2 separate regions of the Homo sapiens genome follow, and region 2 is linked to region 1. A link is a loop called in an ENCODE intact Hi-C map of the cell type or tissue named here. Cell type or tissue: HCT116. All regions are shown on one strand. Links, peaks and the distances in the headings refer to the core of each region. The heading gives the core; the rest is flanking DNA. Region 1 holds the start of WDR38 (WD repeat domain 38). Region 2 overlaps LOC107987126 (a long non-coding RNA gene).

Region 1 (2,898 bases), core at 305-2,804:
CACTTTGGGAGGCCGAGGTGGGTGGATCACGAGGTCAGGAGTTCAAGACCAGCCTGGCCAAGATGGTGAAACCCCGTCTCTACTAAAGATACAAAAAAATTAGCTGGGTGTGGTAGCAGGTGTCTATAATTCCAGCTACTCGAGAGGCTGAGGCAGAGAATTGCTTGAACCCAGGAGGCGGGGGTTGCAGTGAGCCGAGGTTGTCCAGCCTGGGTGACAGAGAGCGACTCTGTCACACACAAAAAAGGATGCAACAGTAAGTATTACTGTGTTACATTACAGTTGTTTTTGTATGTATGTGTGTGTGTGTGTGTGTTTTTAAAGAAGGCTGAGTCCAGGCCTGTTAGAGTCTAAGCCCCAGCACCCAGATATCTCGTCCCATCTCCCAACCTGCCCAGCCCTGCCTTGCACCCGTGCCCAGCTCATCGGAGGTCACTGCAGTCAGCTCTGCAGCATGCCAGACCCTTGTGCCTCGGTCTTCCCGGCCAGGTGTGGGAGCCCCACCTGTGTGGCCACCCAGCCTCCACAGCAGCTGCCCACTCCGGGTCTCCCAGCCATACACGCAGCCATCTTCTGAGCCTGTGAGCAGCATCTGGCCATCAGGGGAGAAGGCAGAAGAGTTGACCTAGAAACAGCACAAAAGCGGTCCCATTCTGGGGAAGAAACCCCTGTCCGCTCATCTCTGACCCCTAAACACTGCCCCCCAAGAGCCTGGGGTTGGAGCTTGACTTCAAGCCTCACTCCACCACCAGAGCCCAGAACCCGGGACCCACTGGGCCCTCTCTCGAGTCCCGTAAAGCCAGAGCCTGCAGTTGGAGGCAAGAGCCTTCTCTGGAACCAGAGCCTGGAACCCCAGAGCTAAGAGCCCATTCCAGAGCCGCAGCTGACAACGGAGAGTCCAGAATCTACTCTAAGTTCTGAGTTCACTTTAGAGCCAGGGCCCCAGAAAACACCAGAGTCAGCAGGGAGCTTTGTGCCCCTCTCGAGGCAGAGCCCAGAGCCCGGGGCTCTTTTTACAGGCAGAGCTTAGAACCTAGAGCTGCTCTGGAGCTGGGGCCCGGCACTGGAGCTGAGAACCTACTTCGATCCTTCTTGGGTTAGCAAAGTCTACTCTGGACTCAATGTCCTGAGCCACTGCCCAGAGAACATTCTGGAACCCCCACTACACAGAACCAGGAACCACTCTGCATCCAAAGCCGGGAGTCTGGGCAGAGCCCGCTGGACCTCACCTCCCCGCCGTGCTGGCCGAAGAATTTCACTCTCCGCACGGCCAGCGTGGCCGGGACCCCGCTGTTCATGGGCACCCGGCCCCGCCCCGCCCCGGCGGGCTCCCTCCTAGGCGGCCGCGGGACCCCAGGACTGGGCAGAGGAAAGAGGAAACTGTGTACAGGCGGTCTCCATGGTAATCGGGGCGGGGCGTGCGGCCATGGTGGGGTCCCTGCGAAGCCACGAGGACTGACAGGCAGGCCAGACCGCTTGCAGTTCGGCGGAGGTGGAGCCGCAGCAGGCGGGACCGCGGCGGGCTGGGAGAAGGGACTTCCCGCGCCAGCGGCTGCGCGTCCACTCTAGGGCAGCTCTCGCGCGGGGCAACACGGCAGGCAGAGCGGCCACTAGAGGGCGCGCCAGCCACACGCACCGCGCGGCCCAGAGCCCGGCCCCGCGCCCTGCGGACTGCGAACTGCAAGGGGTCCCTGCACCTCTTTGATACAGGGGAGCAACGAGCCTGTCTCCCCATCTGCACAACCGGGAGCATCAGCCCTGCCCCACAGGACTCCAGGGGTGAGCCAAGCACAGGGCCTGGCACACGGTAGATGCCCAAGAGGGCCCCCTCAGGAGCCAATACCCCTTCCGTCCAGGAGTGGCCAGTACTGAGGTTAAGGATGTCCCAGGAGAGCGCTGGGGACAGTAGCCAGCTCTGTCCTCCAGGGCGTGGAAGCCAGAGGTAGTGTGTGTAAAGTACATGGCATTAAAAGTGGGGTCACGTTGCTGTTAACATTCCTGGCAGCACAAAATGTGCCATCTGAGGATGGGGTGGAGGCTGGGGCTGGGGGGCAGTTGCCCAGGAGCTGCCAGGATCCTTACCGGATAGCGCAATCTGAAGCTTGGAACGAGCAGGACTTGGTTTCATTGTTAATTTACAGGTGAAGAAACTCACCCGGAGAGCTGGGAGGACTTGCTCAGAGCCACTCAGCCAGTAGGAGTGGAACTGGGATTTCAGCCCATGGCTGTCTGACTCTGGGTGTCTGTACTGGGACCACCTGCCATGAACTCCAGGGACCTCTCAGCAGATGTTGAGGTCCGCAACTCCTGGTACATCTGGGAAACTGAGGTCCGAAGGGGGCAGGACTTGGCCCAGCCATCTAGCCGGTGCTTCCATGGCAGAGCTGGGGCAGGACCCAGTCTCCCCACTCCCACAGCAGGACAGGGAGGGAACAGAGGACCCCCCACCTGCCCCGCCCATGGATTCTAGGCTCCCTGGGGGCAGGGGTGGAGCAGCTGGGCTTTGGGAGCTTCAAACTCAAGAGTTCCCAGCGGCGACTCACACCCTCCCCCCCTAAACCTCTTTGCCAGAAACTTCTCAGGAGATCCGCTGTGCTCCTGCTATTTTAAGTCCCAGACAGTCAGGCGGGTGAGGGAGCGACAATGACAGCTTTGAGGCAGTCCCACTCCATCCCAGATCCCAGAGGGCCTAGGTCACTGTGGGACCCTTCTGAGCTGGGCCTATAAAGCTGTCCCCCCACACCCAGATGTGGCTCCCAGACACAGCTCCCCAGAGCTACTATTCCCTGGCCCTCTGGCTCTCCTGCTCAGGCACCCCCCCAACCCATGCCCCGGCCCTGGGCACATTGTCTAGCCACTTGGTTGCTCCTGCTCTATCCAGAGGGCCCAGAGCCACCT
Region 2 (2,898 bases), core at 267-2,766, 79 kb after region 1:
CAAAGTGTTGGGATTACAAGTGTGAGCCACCATGCTTGGTCTCATTTTCTTCATAGAATTTATTGCTCAATGGGACTGTCTTTCTTGTTGGTGTGTTTGTTTCCTTGTGTTGGAGCATGACTTCCTAGGGCACATTCTTAGTTTCTCCCCATGAACATTGAACTCAGTGGTTCTCAAAGTGTGGTCCTTGGTCTCAGCCTCCGCATCATCGGATAACTTGTTAAAAATGCAAACTCTCCCAGCCTGGGCAACATGGTGAAAACTCGCCTCTACTAAAAATACAAAAATTAGGCTGATGTGGTGGTGCATGCCTATAATCCCAGCTACTCGGGAGGCTGGGGCAGGAGAATCGCTTGTGAACCCGGGAGGCAGAGGTTGCAGTGAGCCGAGATGGCACCACTGCACTCCAGCCTGGGCAAGAGTGACACTCTGTCTCAAAAACAAACAAACAAACCCAAAAAACAAAACTTAGCTGGGCGTGGTGGCACATGCCTGTAGTCCCAGCTACTTGGGAGGCTGAGGCACAAAAATCACTTGAACCCAGGAGGCAGAGGCTGTAGTGAGCCAAGATCGTGACACTGTACTCCAGCCTGGGTGACAGAGCGAGACCTTCTCAAAGAAAAAAAAAAGAAAAAGAAATGCAAATTCTTAGGCCCCACTACAGACTCACAAAATCAGAAACTCTGGGCATGGAGTCCAGCAATCTGTGTTTTAACACACCCTCCAGGGCTCCAGGGGGCTTAGGGTTTGAGAACCACTGACCTGGCACAAGGTACGGTGCTCTACAACTCTCAGCTGAATTAAAGAACCCTGTGCAAAGCACACACTGAGTACAAATAAGCTGCTGCTGCTTCTTTTTTTTTTTTTTTTTCTTGAGACAGAGTCTTGCACTGTCGCCCGGGCTGGAGTGCAGTGGCGCAATCTCGGCTCACTGCAATGTCCGCCTCCCGGCTTCAAGCAATTCTCCTGCCTCAGCCTCCCAAGTAGCTGGGATTACAGGTGCCTGCCGCCACGCCCAGCTAATTTTTTGTATTTTTAGTAGAGACAGGGTTTCACTATGTTGGCCAAGCTGGTCTCAAACTCCTGACCTCGTGACCCGCCCACCTCGGCCTCCCAAAGTGCTGGGATTACAGGCATGAGCCACTGTGCCCATCCACAAATAAGCTTCTTCTATAACTAGAGATCCCCTGGGAGGCATCAAAACCGGGGCTAGATTAGTGTAAAAAGTAAATATCGTGTATGTTCTTATGGACATAGACTATCTGAAAAACAATGCAAAAAGTCAGCACGGTGGTTCTAAGGAGATCCAGGGAGTAAGAACTTTCATTGCATCCTGTGGGTTTTGTAATGTGTGTGTCCTATGTATTCAAAAACGGGACAGAGCGTACTTAAAAGAAATCGAAGCCGGCAGGGGGGATTCCCTCCCCAAGCCCTTTCTTGATGAACTGCGGCCTTGCTCTGACTCTAGGCAGGACAAGGAAGAGCAAGGCTGCCGTCACTAGAGGAACTCTGCCCCCTGCTGGCTGTTCCCCCACATGACCTGATAATCTCTGGCTGCCTCCTCTTTACCCTTCTCTCTCTCAGTGGGCTCTGGTCACCACAGATTCTCCCAGCTCCTCAAATGGGCCAAGCCGTGATCTGGCTGGCCTTGGGACCTTGGCACATGCTGTTCCTTCCACCTGAAAGCCTTCCTCTCCACCTAGTCTCACTTCTAGTCATCCCTCCCGATTGAGATCAGTCAATCTGACCCGCCTCGGCCTCCCAAAGTGCTAGGATTACAGGTGTGAGCCACCATGTCCGGCCATGCCTGCCTTGTTCTTAGCTGTATCCCAGTCTGGTCCCGTCTGTCTGCTGCCTCTGGCCTCAGAACCACAGCCCCCTAAGATCCCTCCTTACCCTTAGACACATTCCTTTCCAGATCTTTTGAGTCCTGCAGGTGGTAGCAGAGTCTTTTTCATCTTTCTGAACCTGTCCCCACATTTCTAAACTGGGGGAGAAAGTATTGATTTCTTAGGATTGTTGGAAGAAATGTAGAGAGATTAGATAAAAGGCCCCATAGTAGGTGCTGGACTCATAGTGAGTGCTTAGTTCATTGGGCTGTCAATGCTTAGGACAGTGGCTGGGGTCTCTAGCACAGTCATTTCCCTTGTTTTTCTCAGTCTTGTGGTATTTGACTCCTCCCAGAAGCACTTTCAGAAGACATGCATCTGAGATTTAGAACCACTCTTTAAATAACATTAGTAAGAGGTTCCATTTATTAGGCCAGACCTTTAATTGCTTTGCAAGCATCGTTTAATTCTCATAGCATTCCTGCTAGGTAGCAACTATCATTATTACCCATCCCCTTAGAAGACAGGAAATAGAGGCTCAGAAGTCACTCACCTAAGGTTAGCTGTTTTTATCCATTCTTTCACCCAGTCAGCAATTATTGAGAGCCTACTATGTGCCAGATCTGTACTCAGCAGTTGGGGTTATGAGTGAGAATAAAGGGATGTGACTAGTCAGGGAGGTGTGGGAAGGTTTATGGAAGGAAGGGACAACAGAGCTGTAGTCTGAAGGACTGGAGGAGTTGTTTCCAGGGGCTGAGCATTTGGCTGAACTCTTCTGCCCATCTAAAGAGGGTTGACTTAGAATCTTCATCAACTACCAAAACTCCAGGGCTGCACGTTTCTGCAGTGCCACTTAGGCTCTGATGGCATCTCCAGGGACAGAGAACTCACTACCACCAGAACCTGTGACAAAAAGGTAGATTCCTGAGAAAGGCCAGATGGTCCTGACTTTTTTTTTCTTTCTTTTTTTTTTTGAGACGGAGTTTTGCTCTTGTTGCCCAGGCTGGAGTGCAATTGCGCCATCTCGGCTTACCGCAGTCTCCGCCTCCTGGGTTCAAACGATTCTCCT

Evidence for each region. Peaks named below come from ENCODE experiments on the same cell type or tissue, not always from the same donor. Only the 100,000 strongest peaks of a DNase experiment are listed, where the experiment ranks them.
Region 2: a loop joins it to region 1, with 12 times the contacts of the local background. A loop is called at or near these places in 110 of 110 quality-filtered maps.

Annotation. Positions count from the first base shown.
Region 1 is chr9:124,851,932-124,854,829 of GRCh38, reverse strand. WDR38 (WD repeat domain 38) reads right to left here and starts at 1,370. Exons shown (of 9, transcript NM_001045476.3): 1 at 1,230-1,370; 2 at 505-625. The coding sequence starts at 1,298. RefSeq lists a silencer at 1,269-1,318. In HCT116, for the core only: CTCF peaks have their summits at 1,502 and 1,703; DNase peaks (open chromatin) are centred at 1,579 and 1,869; H3K4me3 peaks cover 812 bases; H3K27ac peaks cover 737 bases.
Region 2 is chr9:124,773,193-124,776,090 of GRCh38, reverse strand. It overlaps LOC107987126 (a long non-coding RNA gene), which reads right to left. Exons shown (of 2, transcript XR_001746926.3): 2 at 2,254-2,898. Among named protein-coding and RNA genes, the nearest start is that of OLFML2A, 2.5 kb to the left of the region's middle. In HCT116, for the core only: a CTCF peak has its summit at 1,532 (motif pointing left); a DNase peak (open chromatin) is centred at 1,490.